Linked DNA regions of Homo sapiens: region 2 is linked to region 1. A link is an interaction called in ENCODE POLR2A ChIA-PET data of the cell type or tissue named here. Cell type or tissue: A673. All regions are shown on one strand.

Region 1 (8,000 bases):
AGCTGTGATATAATGACCCTTTCATACCATCCAAGGTTCTGGTGACAGAGTTAGGTTGTAGGCCAAACATATCATTCATAGCAATAAATATAAAAAGGGTTAAATTGGCCTTGGGTCACCAGGGAAAGGAATGTGGCATTGGGTAGGGTGGCTCTTCAGTGGAGGCAATTCCCAAATGTTCTGATAACTGAGGGCTATCTACCTGCTGCAAATGCAGCAGAAATGAATATATATTTTATTCCTGAAAGAGAATCTGAGCTGTGCATCATAATAATCACTTTATTGAAAATGTTAGAAATAATTAAGGTCACATTTTCTGACAGGAAAAGAATAAACCACAGATTAAAAATGAAAATATAAATTAGTTTCTAAAACTGGAGTACTAAAAGTCTTATTCTTCAGTAACTTTGTATTTAAAGAGAAAACCTAAGTTAAAATTACTTTATGTTAATTGTGAATAAAAAAGAATAATCTACATGCTAAAATAGAAAGATATGAAACATTAAATAAGATACATATTTTTAATGTCTTATTTAAAACTTAATTATTATGCCAAAATGTTAAGAAAATAAATAGAGCAAGCTGAAGCCAGGAAGGAAATATTTACAATACATTCATCTAACAAAGGACTTGTTTCCACAATATGTAAAGAACTCCTACAAATCAATAATAAAGGCTACCCAATTTTAAAAATGAGCAAAATATTTGGACAGACACCTCACAAATGAAGATAAATGAATGACCAAAAACCACATGAAATGATACTTTAATAAAATTAGTCATCAAGAACAGCAGCCCCCAAACTTTTTGGCACCAGGGACCGATTTCGTGGAAGACAATTTTTCCTTGGACCCAGGAGGCGATGGTTTCAAGATGATTCAAGTGCATTACATTTATTGCAGACTTTATTTCTATTATTTTTACATTGTAACATATAATAAAATAATTATACAACTCAACATAATGTAGAATCAGTGGGAGCCCTGAGCTTGTTTTCTGCAAATAGATGGTCCCATCTGGGGGTGATAGGAGACAGGGACAGATCATCAGGCATTAGATTTTCTTAAGGAGCACACAATCTATATTCCTCACATGAACAGTTCACAATAGGGTTCACACTCCTATGAGGATCTAATGCCGGTACCAGTCCATGGCCTGGGAGCTGATCAAGAAAATGCAAATAAAAATCCCGACATACAGTTACACCCCAACAATAATGGTAAAATTAGAAAGATTGACAATACCAAATGTTAGTGAGGTGTGGAGCAAATGAAGCCCAGATACTTTGTTGATAGGATTGCAAAAGTTACAACCTTTGGGAAACCGTTTAGCAGTTTTTTATAAAGTTGAACTAGTTAACTACCCTATAACCCCAAAATTTTACTATTAGCTATTCAGCTAAGAAGAATAAAAGCATAGAGCCATGAAAAACTTGTATGAGACTTGTATTAAAATAAATTTATTTATTCTAATAAAAAAACTTTTTAAGAGCCTACAAAATTACAGACTCTTGCATAAATAGATAAACAAATTGGAGTATGTTCACACAATGGACTACTACTTGGCAATACAAAGAAATGAATCATGGATATACGCAACAACATGAACAAATCTCAAATACATGATTTAATTTATGTGAAGTACAACAGACAGATGATAAACATCAGAACACACACCTTTGGGATGTGCGGTGGAAACTGACTGGCAAGCAGCATGCTGGACCCTTCTGCAGGGATGGCAATGTTCTGTATCTTGCCTTGGATGTGGGTTACATGAGTGTATGCATTTGACAAAACTTACTGAGCTGTCCATGAAAGATCTGTCTATTCCATTTTCTGTAGACAATACTGCAGAAACACACACAAACACACACACACACACACACACACACACACACACGATGTTTGTTTTTTGTTGTCCTATGTGGTTTAAGTAATTTCAGAGCACCAAAAATAGGAAAATCTCTCTGATTTATTTCCAAAAGTTTCTATATCACTGATTACAAAAGTCAGTAATAATAGGGTATAAGTAGAGTAAAAAGAAACAGAATACAAACAGTGTGAATAAAGCAAACAAACAAAAAGACCCCTGGCAAATTGAATCTAACACTATGCTAAAAGAATAATAAATTTTGAGAAAATTATTTTTATTTCTGGCAGATGAATTGTATAATGTACCACAGCAACGTCAAAGTATTTAAAAAAACACTACCAGTTGAGAGGTGTTGTAAAAGAATTTGATAATATTTAATAATCCAATTCCTTAAATACTAAAAACATCAATAACAGCACACACAATACTTAATATCATAATAAATGTGAAATATTGGAATCATTTTCATTAAATTCAAAAACATAATAAGCCTAATGTTTAATAATTATTTATTTATATTCTAGAGGTTCTTATGCAATAATACATGTAAGAAAAAGGAGCATAAACAATGAAAAATTTGAAAGTGTATACCATGTAATAACTTGCCTATAAGTGTAATAAGGATGGATTACTCTATAAGTGGATGAGTACAATTTCCTAATATTTAGAAAAAATAAATTTCACAGCATACTCCAAGTACATTAGCAGTAAATTAAACTTTATATTAAAAGTAAAGAAGCATAAAGCCACTCAAAATAATAATAGGTCAAAATATATATAATTTCATGGTGATGAAAAATTTTGTAAATTCAAATCCATAGAAAAGAACTTTAAAAAACTAAAATTTAGAACAACTAGAGATCTCTAAAATAATTAAAATTTATCAAATATTCTATATTCCTAATGCATAAAACCTGTTGAAAAGTGTAGACAAAAGACAAATATATAAATACCAAAAAATGAGCAAATGTCATCAGTGAGAAAACTGCCAAAGAACAAAAATAGCTAAGTTTGTTGTCTGCAAATTTAATTAGTTAATTACTGCTTTTACTAGACAAGTAAGATTGATAACATTTGAAATAAAAATGACAAATATTTATATCTAGGGTTTATAGATAAATGAATGCTGCTCATAGAAGAGTAAATTGGAAAAATGATTTTGGAAGATTGTGCAATATCTATTATAAGCTTCAAAGTTTGAATGCCCATTAATACAGCAATTCCACTTCTGGAAATTTATTCTCAAGAAATCATTATTGAGGCTGAGGCAGGAGAATGGCATGAACCTGGGAGGCGGAGCTTGCAGTGAGCCGAGATGGCACCACTGCACTCCAGCCTGGGCGACAGAGCGAGACTCTGTCTCAAAGAAAAAAAGAAATCATTATTGATATCTGTAGGTCTCTATGCAAGTTATATAACAGTTTCTAATATGCAAAATTTGGAAGCCATATATTCAACAATATAGATGGATTAGGAAATATTGTACATCCCATAAAATGGAGAAAAAGTTATAAATATATACTCTAGTAGAAAATATGTTTTACAGAAGGCAATGAAGAGTATGACCCCAATGTTTTTCAAAAAAGACTGTCTAAAATTATGTATATTAAAAAGATAGAGAGGATTGCCAATATAGATATTGATATAAGAAAAGTAAATATTTTTGAATGATAAATTTGTGGTGCAGTTAAATTTCTTTATATTTTACATTTTCTAAGTTGAATACAAGAATAATTATTTTAAAATAAGGAATATGGAAAATTAAATGAGTTTTTTTGTGTGCAGTCAATAACCAGTTAGAAATATTTGAAGAGTCCATACAAATTAGCAAAAAGTTTAAAACGCTATAAAATAAGTTCAAAGAAATGTGCAGAAAATGAAATTTCAAAAAATGAATAGCTATGACATATTGCCAGATTGACTCACTACATTAAAATATCAGTTATATAAAAATGAATGTGTACACATAATGAAAATCCAATCACCCCTGTACATACTTTTGAAACATCACAAAACAATTATAATATTCATCAAAAAGAATAAATTGGAGAGACTAGAAAATACTTTTTAAGTATAATAATTAAGAAAATTTACTTAGCAAAACTTTAAAAGTAATAATATATGTTATACAATTAAATATGGATAAAGAAAAACATATTTCACTATATAAAGAAATAATTTCTTTAAGTAAAAATAAGTTATAAAAATTTAAAGGTCACATTCAAATTGGAAAATTTTTAGTATATATCACAAATATATACACCAAAACATTAATATCTTTAAGATGTAGGGATCTTCTACAAAGCAGTAAAAATACAGCTATTCCATAGAAAATCAACTCAGAATTTGTACCAGTGAGAACTGAAAATGTTTTAAATGAACAAAAATAGGTAATTGGGTATACAAATTGTGATACAGCTGTGTCATGAGATAGATACTTCAATTATAATCATGTTGTAGAAGAAAATATCATGTGAAAATACCGACAATTACTGTTTAGTAAATAAAATAGGCTGCCTAATATCTTGTGCAATTTAACATAATTTTTGAGACTACAGCATATACAACAAAATATTTAAAACATTGCTTTCTCTGAGTAATAGAAATATGAATAATATTTTTGCATTTGTGCTTTTCTATACTGCCTAATTTGTCTACATTAAAGAGAAATACATTTGTTTGCAATCAAAAGTGTATAAACAAATTATATTGATGTGTGCCACAATTTTTAAAGGAAACAATAACCCTTTGTTATTGTTAATGCCCTAATTTCATTTTCTGCACATTTCTGAAGGAAGGAAGGAAGGGAGGGAAGGAGGGATGGAGGAAGGAGGGAAGGAAGGAAGGAAGGAAGGAAGGAAGGAAGGAAAGAAGGAAGGAAGGAAGGGAGGATGGATCAAGCTAAGCACTGAGCATAAGATAGACTAATTTTTATTTTGGAATTTAATGGGTTCCTAATAACAAGAGTCAGAATGACAGTAAGTTTTCAAACTTAATTACTGGTGGTGTCACTCTCTGACAGGAAGGAGGAGAATAAGAAGATAGCTACCCAGAGTTAGATCCTGTAGAAGTACGTCTCCCTGAAATATAAGTAGCAGATACATTTCATTAAGCTGAGTATCATCAGCTGCTGTGAGTCAGTGAGAGTTAACATAAAGCATAGTAGTGTAAAACAATCACTAATGTTTTGAAAACATTTCGCCCTGGATCCAAAATGGGCTATCAGTATAGATACCTGTGCTGGGCTTAATTTTCTGTTGGCACTGAAAAGTAGAAAAATATTCCCTGAAGCTCTGGCAGTGTTTGCAAGGTGGTAAGTATAGAAAATAGGAAATAATTTAATGTGGTTCAAACTGGTACTCCTGAAATGTCTCTAAAAATAAATCCTTTCTGACTCTTCATTATGTGGCACAAATGAGAGGTCCAAAAATTATGGCTTGACACCCACTTTACATTCAAGGTCAGATAGGCAACAATCAGGCGATGATATTTTATTCTTCTGCACATATGAAATTCTGTTTGAACTCATCAAATTGAATTTATAGATGTCCTAAAATTGGTTGTAAGTAGGACAAGTTCTCTACTTGGTTTCTTAATGCAAGTGAATTACAAGCCAGGCATGATTTTATTTGGTATAGAGGAGAGAAGTTAATAATTTTAGCCCCAACCTTGACTATAATACAGGTCTCCATTTTTAAGAACAGCCAATTTAAAGACCTTGGCAGTGATCATTCAGGAAAATTTCTGAATAGGACACATTCACATAAAGCTTTTTTCCCCTCTGCCAGCATCTCTATAACTACTAAGAAACTTGTGAGGAAGAAAACAAAATATTTGAGTATAAACCAAATGAGAGTTTTTATTCACTAAATTTAAATCTGAAGAGCTGTTCTTCTAGCATTGAGGGTTTGCTTGAATCCCACAAAACCCAGCAATAGTTAGAGCTTAAACGGATACTCTGTCCTTAGCTCACCTCCCAGTATCAGACTTCTGTGGGTGTGTGTAAAACTCATCATGTCAAAATGAAATTTAACGTCTTCTTTTTGGTTGAAATCATATTGTATTTTTAGTTAGAGGTTTTCTTCTTAATATTTTAGAGGTGTTAGTTTATATATTCCAAAATATGCCTCCCCTGGGGACAGGAAGGAGGCACTGAACAGGGCAATGCCACAATCTTACAAAAGGAATAAAAGGCCAAAGAAAATGTTTAGTTAATCCTTAATAGCAAAACAATAGAAGAAAGATTTGAAGATACCCCATATAATTAATAGAGTAGAACTAAGCATAACCTGCATGCTTCCAGGAAGATCACAGAATGCACTGTGGAAATAAGCAATACAGTAGTTAATCACTTCAGATAAATCATGCAGAAAGTACTATATGTTCCACATCCAAGATAATGATCAAACCTCTTCAAAATCATCCCATCTGGTAAATCTTTTCCAAAGCTCAAATTGCGCCAGGCCATCCTTAACCATCTTCCACCATAAGGGGCAAAACGCTAATGTGGCTGTAGTCTGACTGCTTCAGCAATTATGGCTACATGCAAATAAACATTATCATCAAAAATAAAATCCTGTGGCACATCTAAAAGACTTAAAAATGTTTGTAAGCTTAAGAATGCAACAGGCCATGGGTGACAAACCACCAGCTGGAATTTTCAGGAGTAGAGGGAGGCAATGTGTTTCAGATTATTCTGAGAGCACACCCAAACTGTGATTTCTTGCAAAAGGAAGGTGATACAAACTCAAATAAGAACCGTGTCATTCAGAAAAGCACTCTCAAGAGCAATAAATGATCTTTTGGAATAATTATAGAAAGAGCAACTGCATTTGAGTCATGTTAAATATTTACATGTTTAAGAAACAGACTTTTCAGGCTACATTATTGGTTAAGCCAACTGCTCAATTTTAAGAGAGATTGTATGTCTCTTTCATAATTCCTGAAATCTGTGCTGATATCCAGTGTTGTCCAAACTCATAGGATTGAGCTGTTATGATTTTAATTAAACTTGCAAAGTGGCATATTAAAAGCAGATCTGACCAAAGATACAATGAAGCAAGAGGGTGAGGCTTAAAACAATATTAACAACTAGTGTTTTGTGGTTCTCTTCAAATACCAAAGGAGGTTGAATTGGAGTGAGGGAATATTGGTTAATAAATTTCCAGAGAAAAAAGAAACCACCTCTATTTTCAATCTTTAAGCACCAGGGAGAAGGAAGAACCTTAGTTAAGTATTGTTTACAATGTTTCTCTAAGTTCAATGCAGTGCAATGAATTTGTTGACACCTCAAGCAAAAAATATTTTATGTATAGAGTACATACTTAGAGCTGGATTTTCAAAAATATGCATAAAAATTTTCAGGAGAAAATGCTGACAGATTCTTAACTTTTCGAAGGCTAGGGAGACACCACCGTCTACTTCAAAATATAGTATGTAAGAATTGTTAAACAAAAGGTTAATAAGTCGATTTTACTTCCTTTTTCCTGGAGCTCTAATTTAAACAAGTTGTACACACAAGTGATGCTACACGCATAGGGTTTTGCATTAAGTTTGCAATGTCAAGTTTGTTTATAAAAACCATATTTTTTAACAGCTTGCCCCTTAGCTCTGTTCTGAGCAGTTACAAGCCCTAGCCAATTTGGTATTGATTTTAAAGAGACAGCTCTCATTTCTATGAACTCTTTAATGGAGATATTTCAGACCTTGGAAAAAAATTCTTGTTTTAGACCTTCCATAGTCTTACAAATGTACAATTAAGTTTATTTACTTAGCACAGAAAGAGTACTCCTGTTTGCTATGACTGGCGGGTGGCCCCTGCCAGCTCTTGGAAGACCTGCGGAGTTTTTATTCCTTCTCTCCTAGCATCATTTATGTGTGCAGCTTGTTTTAATTTCATCTCTTTCTCTCTCTCTCTCTGCTTGGTCTCCACTACTGTGAAGAAATTTCCACATAATGCCTTCGAGGGCATTTACCACATTTTTGTTCCTGTTTAGAACTTTTAACTCCATTCATAAACCTAGTGGTCACACAGTAGTTAATAAGGGAAAGAAATCTTTATAGACTTTTCCACCGTGGTTGAAATCCTGACTTCTGTAATTTATGCCCAGCCATAACAATGCTCGTAA
Region 2 (8,000 bases), 890 kb after region 1:
GCACATAATACTTGGTGGCTTGATGCAGTCAAGAAAGGTTTCTTGAGAAAGTGAGATCTTACTTGAAACATCAAAGATGAGTAGGAGTTAGCTGCACACGGGTGGTGAGGAAGAGAGGAAAAAATACTAGGCAGAAGGCATATCATATACAATGGCCAGGAGGTAAGAGCATATGAATAATTTCAAAAGCTGTGCAGTTAGAAAGTAGAGGCTGTGGTATAGGTAGTGAGTTAGTCATAAATGAAGCTGGAAGGGCAAACAGGAGCTAGATCACTAAGAACCATTTTAGATCTGGAGTATTGGGCAGGGAGCAAAGTGGTCATATTTGAATTTTAGAAAGATTTCCCTCAGCAGAGAGGAGGCTGGCTTGGTAGGGGCAAGATAGGCATGGATACAGGCAGATAAGTCGATTTGGTGGCAGGAAGATAGAGAGATACTATCTTGCACCTTCTATTTTCTCTGGGAAGTCAGATACAATGCCATCTACTAAGAGGAAGGAGATGGTTGGCTAGGTGGAGGATCTTTGTCATAAATGTCATGAAAAATAGGATAAAGAGATACACAGCTGATTAGGAAAATACAAAGAACTGCCAAGCACACTGAGATTGTAGACCTTTAATTTTTGGCAGCCCATTTACTCAGCAGTCTGGCATGGAGATGACAGATAGTGAGAATTCACAATTGAGAGTTTTACTTAGCCTATGTGATCAAAGTATATTGAACCCAAGGAGTTGAAGAGGCTTGCAACAGAGTGGTTTTAAATGGACCATGAGACTAGGATGATTAGGGAAGAAAGTGAAGATAAGAGAAACTAGAGAGCTGGAGGACTGGAAAATGCTAAGCCACCTGAATAACAAGGACTCTGAGAGCCCCAGATGGAGAGGAAGACATGGTTAGATTGTAACATGGCAGTGGTTTCATCAGCAAAACAGCAGTGGGTGACACCAAGATCAGAGAAAACCATGGGATACATAGACAAAACCAAGAAGAGGCTAAAATTAGGAGCTGAAGTGATAAAGGAACTGAGTGGCCAGGGTATTAATGGGTCATCACGCAGATGATGTTTTCACTGTGGATGATGGAAGATCTTGGCTTGGGGATAGAGAAGACTAAAGAAGCCTTCAGTGAAACAGAAAGAATCATGCAGAAGGTGAAATATTACAACAAGGAGAGGCAGAGGGCAGTTTAATTGAATGGCATAATTGTCAGAGAAGAAAAGGCAATTTTGTATATAAAATGATAATGGAAGTGTCATCGCCAAAGTACCTCCCAGACCAGAGTCCTGTCATGTGAGGGTGGTGGAAACTAGCTGCAGAAAGCCATGTGTTCAGGGGAAACCTGGGTTTTTTAGCTGGATTAGAAAGCGGATGCCAGTTTAGGGAAGAGATTGAGAATATAAAAGAAAGAACTTATCCCTAAAGGGGGATTCTAGAAGGCAAAGTGGAAAGGTTTTGGAGAGTGGGAATTCTGGAGAGGATGAGTCAATTCAGTTTCTATCACTTATTCATTCAACAAATAGTTGTGAATTCTAGCCCTTGGCGTACATGTATTTGGTGCTAAGGACTTATAAATGGAGAAGATATGGACTCTCTCCCTAAAGCACTCTTCATCCATTTATCATAGGCCATATTGGAGTTCTTTCAGAGTAATCTCCCCATGACATCATGGTGGAAGCAAAGACTATTGGGAGACTTTCAAGAAGAGATCACGGTTCACTGTCAGGTTCCCAAGCAAAGACATGAGATGGTGAAGGTGTTGACTTCACATGAGTATCCTACAATGATTCTATTGCCATCCAAGAAACAAGGCAGCACAACCTACTGCTGACTCCGTACAAATGCAAGAGGAGGGTGAAACCCCATACCAGGTGTCCCCACTTCCATCTCCACAAGATGCTTTCTTTGAGGTGCCAGCATGGAACAGTGAACAAAGAGAACAAACGTGAACTTCACTATCACAGGGATAACTGTGCTCTGTTTATGTGATTATCTCCTCCACCAGATTAAGAGCACCTCAGAAATAGGTGTCCTGCCTTATTTCTCTGTACCTAACACTGCACTTAGCACAGCATCTGGTACATAGTAGATAGTCAATAAAAATGTGTTGGCTGAAATGAACTGAACCATACAACTCACATTTGCATGATATTTAACAGTTGACCAAGTAGCTTCACATTAAATATCCCAGGGTTATACAAACTTTGCAAAGTAACCATTTGCATAGCTCTACTTTGTTGAATGCTCTCTACCTGTTAGAATCAGCATAATTATTTTCTTCACTTTACATATGCAAAAAGTGAAGTTCAAAAATTAAACAACTTGCTGTGGGTTATACAGTTAGCCACCCGTGGAGATAGAACTAGAATCCAGAGAATCCTGGACAGTTTCTGTTACAAAATGCTGTAGCCCAGAGGAAGTTAATTCCTTGGTGGGCAGTGAGTGTGAAAAAGGAGAGAAGTAATGACATTATGTAGTATAATAGTATTGATACAATTACATGATATACAATAGTGTTGATACTATTATACTATAATAGTATAATGATATTACATAGTATAATAGTATTGATAGTACAGTAATAATATACTATTAATAATTATAATAATTTACTACCCCTCTATTCTCTGCAGCTTTTACCTATACAATCTCTAATATAAAAACCTGTAGAATACCTATTATTATTCCATTTTACACATGAAGAAACTAAGAATCAGAGAGCCTAATTAATTTACCCAAGTTCCCAGAGCAAGAAACAGGTACACTGCAGCTCCAAACCCAAGTCTGAATTCTTTCTCCCATTCTATTCTGCCTCACAAATCATCCCAAATCAGTCCCTGAATGTTCTCTTGCCTAAATCTTCAACCCTAAGTATACTAAAATGTATAGCCAGAAAGAATTTTAGCAGTTTTGTTTTTGTTTTTTTGTTTTTGTTTTACACCAGTGCTGACAGTCAACCAGCCACACTTAACTGACTACTATTCATTATTACTTGGGGGGATAAACAAAGAGGTGAATAGAAAAAAGAAAAGATCATTAATTCTTTCTTTCTTTCATTCATCAAATATTTATTGAGTGCTCATCATATGCTGGTCACTGTTCTGGGCATTGAGGATGAAGAATGAAATAAAACAGAAAAAAATCTCATTCCTCATGGAACACCGATTCCAGCCAGTCACTGTCCTCAGTGGTCCTTACTCTTGTTACAGGTACCCTCCCCCACCACCCCCCATCCTCGACACACACACACACACACACACACACACTCATAGAGCCTTTCCCACCTCTGCAAATGGCAATCGTGTTCTCTGGCCCCCAGGTTCTGAAGAGAGACAGGCTGCCCTGTAAACACAGCATCCGCAAATGATGTCCAGGGACTGGATTTTTATAGGGCCTAGAAAATTGTACCCCTATGGCTATTTGAGAGAACCTGCAGCCATCATTTCCCTTAGTCAGGGGGATGTAGAGATAAGGGAAGAAAGCAGATGGCAGGCAAGCTGCAAAATACCATGGCTGAATCACACGTGCTCAAAAAATGAGCTGCTCTACCAGACCTCAGCTGAAAGCTACCAAGCTGAATCTAAGGGTTATGTTGAGATATTGTCTTGCAACCTCAGCCCTCAGAAATGGTTGTGTTTCCTTTGAATGCTGTCTACCTCTCCTCCCACGTGGGCAGAGCTCCTCATTGCCAAGCCTATTTTTACGGTTCATCTCCAAAACAAGTACAAAATAGTGTGGGTCTCAGATGAGTCCTCCCTCTCACTGGCCACTGGAACACCATCTGCAAGTTGAGTGGGAACAGTAAACACTGCAGGTTAAGTAACTTATTACTAATATTTTCCTTGAGCTCTGAAACTTTTTAAACAAACAACAACAACAATTGTATCATAATAACCTTCCAGAGGTTAACAGCCGGCAGGTGGTCCAGCTCAGTTGAAATGCAAACCAGACAGCTGTTTGATTATAAACTGTTGATTCTTAATGGTGATCTGGGGAAAACTTCTTGCTGAAAAAGGGTCTTCTCTTAAAAATCCCTAATGAAACAACACATAAATGTCAAAATGACAAAAATAAGGAAGTGTGTCATAGACTAAGCATTTTAATGTCCTTTCTGGCTTCCTCCAGAGTGTATGTACTCTAGACCTAGCCACATTTAATGGCACAGATTCCTAAAGAGGCGGTGCGCAGCATGAATTTTTACGACCCAAATAAAACTTGGAGAGTCACTTTCCCTGCCATAGTCAGTGTCCTCAGCAGATGTGTGGGAGGCTCGTGTTTCAAACCAGCCACCGAGCCAGCACTTTACCTGGACCCAGAGGCTATGCAAAGAGTGAACATGTGAGGAGGATATTAGGAAACGGAGTAGTGTAGCATTATCCTGTCTGTCTCCAAGCCATTAAAACCTGGTGGGGATTCCCCTGGGAACCCTTGGTAAAATTAGAGAAAATTCCAAGGACTGATAAAATGGTTTGAGAATGGAGGATAAAAAGTTTCTAGTCAAAACCTTATATTAACACCACAGGGCCCCACAGACTGATGGCCATGACTGTTTTCTTCCCCTGATGATGAAATGAGACAAAAGAAAATCACTCTTTAAATCCATATTTAATTACTTGTCTATTACATTACAATCAGAAACATTTCAGAAAGTTTGCAAAGAAAAAAAGTCAATCTCATGTACCTCATAGATATGTGCATAAAAATATAAAAATTGTTTTAAAAAGAAAAGAGTCAGACTTTTTTATACTAAAATCTATGGCAAGGGGTGAAATGCAAAAACCTTAGGACAGTAAAGAAAAACAAACTGATATGACAACCATCTTTTTTAAAAAAAAAAACAGAAATAAGGAACAAAAATGAACAGCGTAAAAGGGAGAAGTTCGTATCTCCTAGCTTAGTTGCAATAAATTAGTAGAAACTTGAGATCACAGGGTGTGAAAAAAAGATGTTACTTGGTTTTGCTCCATGTTTGATGGGGTTTTCTGACCTGACCAAGGGCAAGAGCAAGGGGTAGCAATGAGCTGGACACCCTGGGATAGGATGGGTAGGAACAGAAGGAAGCACCCAGCATGCTTAGCAGGCCCTAAATACCTTCTAATACCATCAAAGGAAAAACAGAACTAGAAGGAGTTAAAGCGCTAAAATGAGATTTTATTCAGAAAAATTATTGCAATGAGTGAAAAGGGACCTCAGTACGGAACTAGGCTCAATTCTCAACACAACAAAGAAAAGTGGGAATTTGTAGCCAAGGAGTGGGTTGGGGGAGGCAGGGGGATATGGATGGAAAATTCCTAAGAGCAAACATGAAGGGACGGGGGACTCTGGCTAAACAAACCTAACAGGACTCTTGCTGAAGGCAGGCAGGGTGACCAGACATCACCTGGGAGGCGGTGGAGGGTGAGGAACCTGGTCAGATACGGAGGGGGTCAGAAATCCAGGATGGGGTATTCTGGCTAAACTTAATAGGATTCTTGCTAAAATTGGACAATACAGGGATGAATACAGAAGCCTAAAAGTGAAGATCCATTGGAAAAAAGATTCAGAGGAGCCTGATTAAAATTTGTTCAAGGACAGAAACTTTATCACTAGCTTGTAGAAAGAGGGATACAAGGGTGGTAGTGATACATTCTGATAAAACAGTCTAAATCCTTTTGAGGGCTTTTTAATTTTACCATACCAGAACCAAACTAGGGTTGCTTCTTAATTCCTGAAGCCTCTGAAGGTGAGACAAAATATAATTTAATAAATATTTATTGATGCTTGGCATACAATATATACTCTGCTAGGCAATATGGAGCTACAAAAACCAAGTCAATTCTATCCTGTCGTGTTCACTATTATACTCCAGGACTCTTAGAATGATGACTAGCACATAGTAGGTGCTCAATAAGCATTTTTATGCTAAACAAAAAATCAAGGACAGTTCTTGACCTCAAAGAGCTTTCAACCCCCAAGAAGGAAAAACACATGAATAATGAACTAGAAGAGAAAACATAAAGGCAAGAAGATTCTTCTCTGTACTTTACTGTCAGGTTTGTTATATTTGTATCTGCTATGTAGTTAAGGAGCTTCCAGGAATGCTACATGGGGGAGGGACACTTTGAGCTTGACCTGAAAGTTTGAGAAGGATTTCAACAACGAAGGTTAATTCCAGAGACACAGTAAGTTAAGAAACATAAGTGCAGATAGTAAAAACTGATACTGAATTTACCTAGTCACAACACATTTCTTCATAGATTGCTCCCATTGCCTTTAAAACTCTAAATATTAGTAATTGATACCTCCACATATTTTTCATGTTAAAGAATTTTTGTTTTAAAAGTACAATCATGTAGTTTTCTCTCTGAAATAGTCATCCCTCAGAATCCCTAGGGGATTGGTCCCAGGACCCTCTTGGATACCAAAATCCATGGGTGCTCAAGTGCCCGATATAAAATTATATAGAATTTGCATATAACCTATGCACATCCTTCCATATACTTTAAATCATCTCTAAAATATTTATGATGCCTAGTATTATATGCCTGTGTCCCCACCCAAATCTCATATTGAACTGTAGCTCCCACAATCCCCACATGTCACGAGAGGGACCCAGTGGGAGGTAATTGAATCACGGGGGTGAGCTTTTCCTGTGCTGTTCTCATGATAGTGAATAAGTCTCTCGAGATCTGATGGTTTTATAAAAGAGCATTTCCCCTACACATGTTCTCTTGCCTGCCACCATGTAAGATGTGCCTTTGCTCCTCCTTCACCTTTTGCCATGATTGTGAAGGCTCCCCAGCTATGTGAAACTGAGTCCATTAAATCTCTTTTTCTTTGTAAATTACCCAGTCCTGGGTATGTCTTTATTAGCAGCCTGAGAACAGACTAATACATAATACAATGTAAATGCTATGTAAATAATTAATATACTGGATTGTTTAGGGAATAATGACCAAGAAAAGAATTCTGTACATGTTCAATATGGATGCAACCATCCTCGTTTTTCCAAATATTTTCTATTTGCAGTTGGTTGAATCTACAGATGCAGAACCCAAGGATATTGGGGGGGTGACTGTAGTTGCTTACCCTACAATTAATTCAGATATGATTATTAGCTAGCTGTTATTACTCATAATGTAACCATAACCTCACTTCTTGAGGTTATATCAAGCAATTCCCATCCCACATGTGCAATATAAATGTACAGTTCAGACCTTCAAGCCTCCTTGGTATACAAAGGTGACATTTGCATTTTTGACATTACCTCTCAGTCAAAGGTGACAGTACCTTCCTCAAGAAGTCTGATGAGTACCAGGGCTTCATTTTTACTACTCTGCTCCTTTTGTCTCATTTGGCTTTTGCCCTTTCTGTTTGACTCTCACTGCCTTCTAGCTCCTACCATCACTTGGCTTAACTCTCATTCCATCAGAGCCTTCCTTTTGTTGAGAATCACAACTCTTGAGGTTGGTAAGACTTCAAGAAAAGTTCTTCTGCTGACTCATGTAAGCCTCTTGTATGAGTTTGCTGGGGCTGCTATAACAAAGTACCATAGACTGGGTAGCTTCAGCAACAGAAATATATTTTGTCACAATTCTGGAGGCTAGAAGTCCAAGATCAAGCTGTCAACAGGGTTGGTGTCTTCTGAGACCCCTCTCCTTGACCTGTAACTGGTTTCCCTCTCTCTGTGTCTTCACCTGGGCTTCTCTGTGTGCATCTGTGTTGTGATCTCTTCTTCTTATAAGGATACCAGTCATATTGCATTATCTCTTTAAAGCCCTATAGGGGTTAGGACTTCAGCATATAAATGAGGGAAGGGGGACATAATTCACCTCATAACAGTATCCACATCACTAAAATTCCCTGATCATCCATTTCTATCTCTCTAGAAAGAGGCAGATTCTTTAGAGAATGACCTAGGTATTTTTCAGTTCTATGAGACCAAGGGTTGAGACACTTGCCTACCTAAGGCCTATTCCCTGGCTACTTCCTATGGGAATCACTAGTTTGTCTCAGGTCTGATGT

The links. ChIA-PET counts read pairs that join two places held together with the same protein. Peaks named below come from ENCODE experiments on the same cell type or tissue, not always from the same donor. Only the 100,000 strongest peaks of a DNase experiment are listed, where the experiment ranks them.
Region 2: POLR2A ChIA-PET joins it to region 1 with 5 read pairs; 1 of 35 experiments calls an interaction of 5 or more read pairs at or near these places.

Annotation. Positions count from the first base shown.
Region 1 is chr2:66,873,025-66,881,024 of GRCh38, reverse strand. No RefSeq gene overlaps it. Among named protein-coding and RNA genes, the nearest start is that of LINC01799, 27 kb to the left of the region's middle. In A673, a CTCF peak has its summit at 6,409; DNase peaks (open chromatin) are centred at 4,724, 6,364 and 7,834; H3K27ac peaks cover 4,879 bases.
Region 2 is chr2:65,987,776-65,995,775 of GRCh38, reverse strand. All of the region lies in intron 2 of LINC02934 (long intergenic non-protein coding RNA 2934), which reads right to left. Among named protein-coding and RNA genes, the nearest start is that of LINC02934, 200 kb to the right of the region's middle. In A673, no CTCF peak of the experiment used is centred here; DNase peaks (open chromatin) are centred at 3,665 and 4,175; H3K27ac peaks cover 1,334 bases; H3K27me3 peaks cover 542 bases.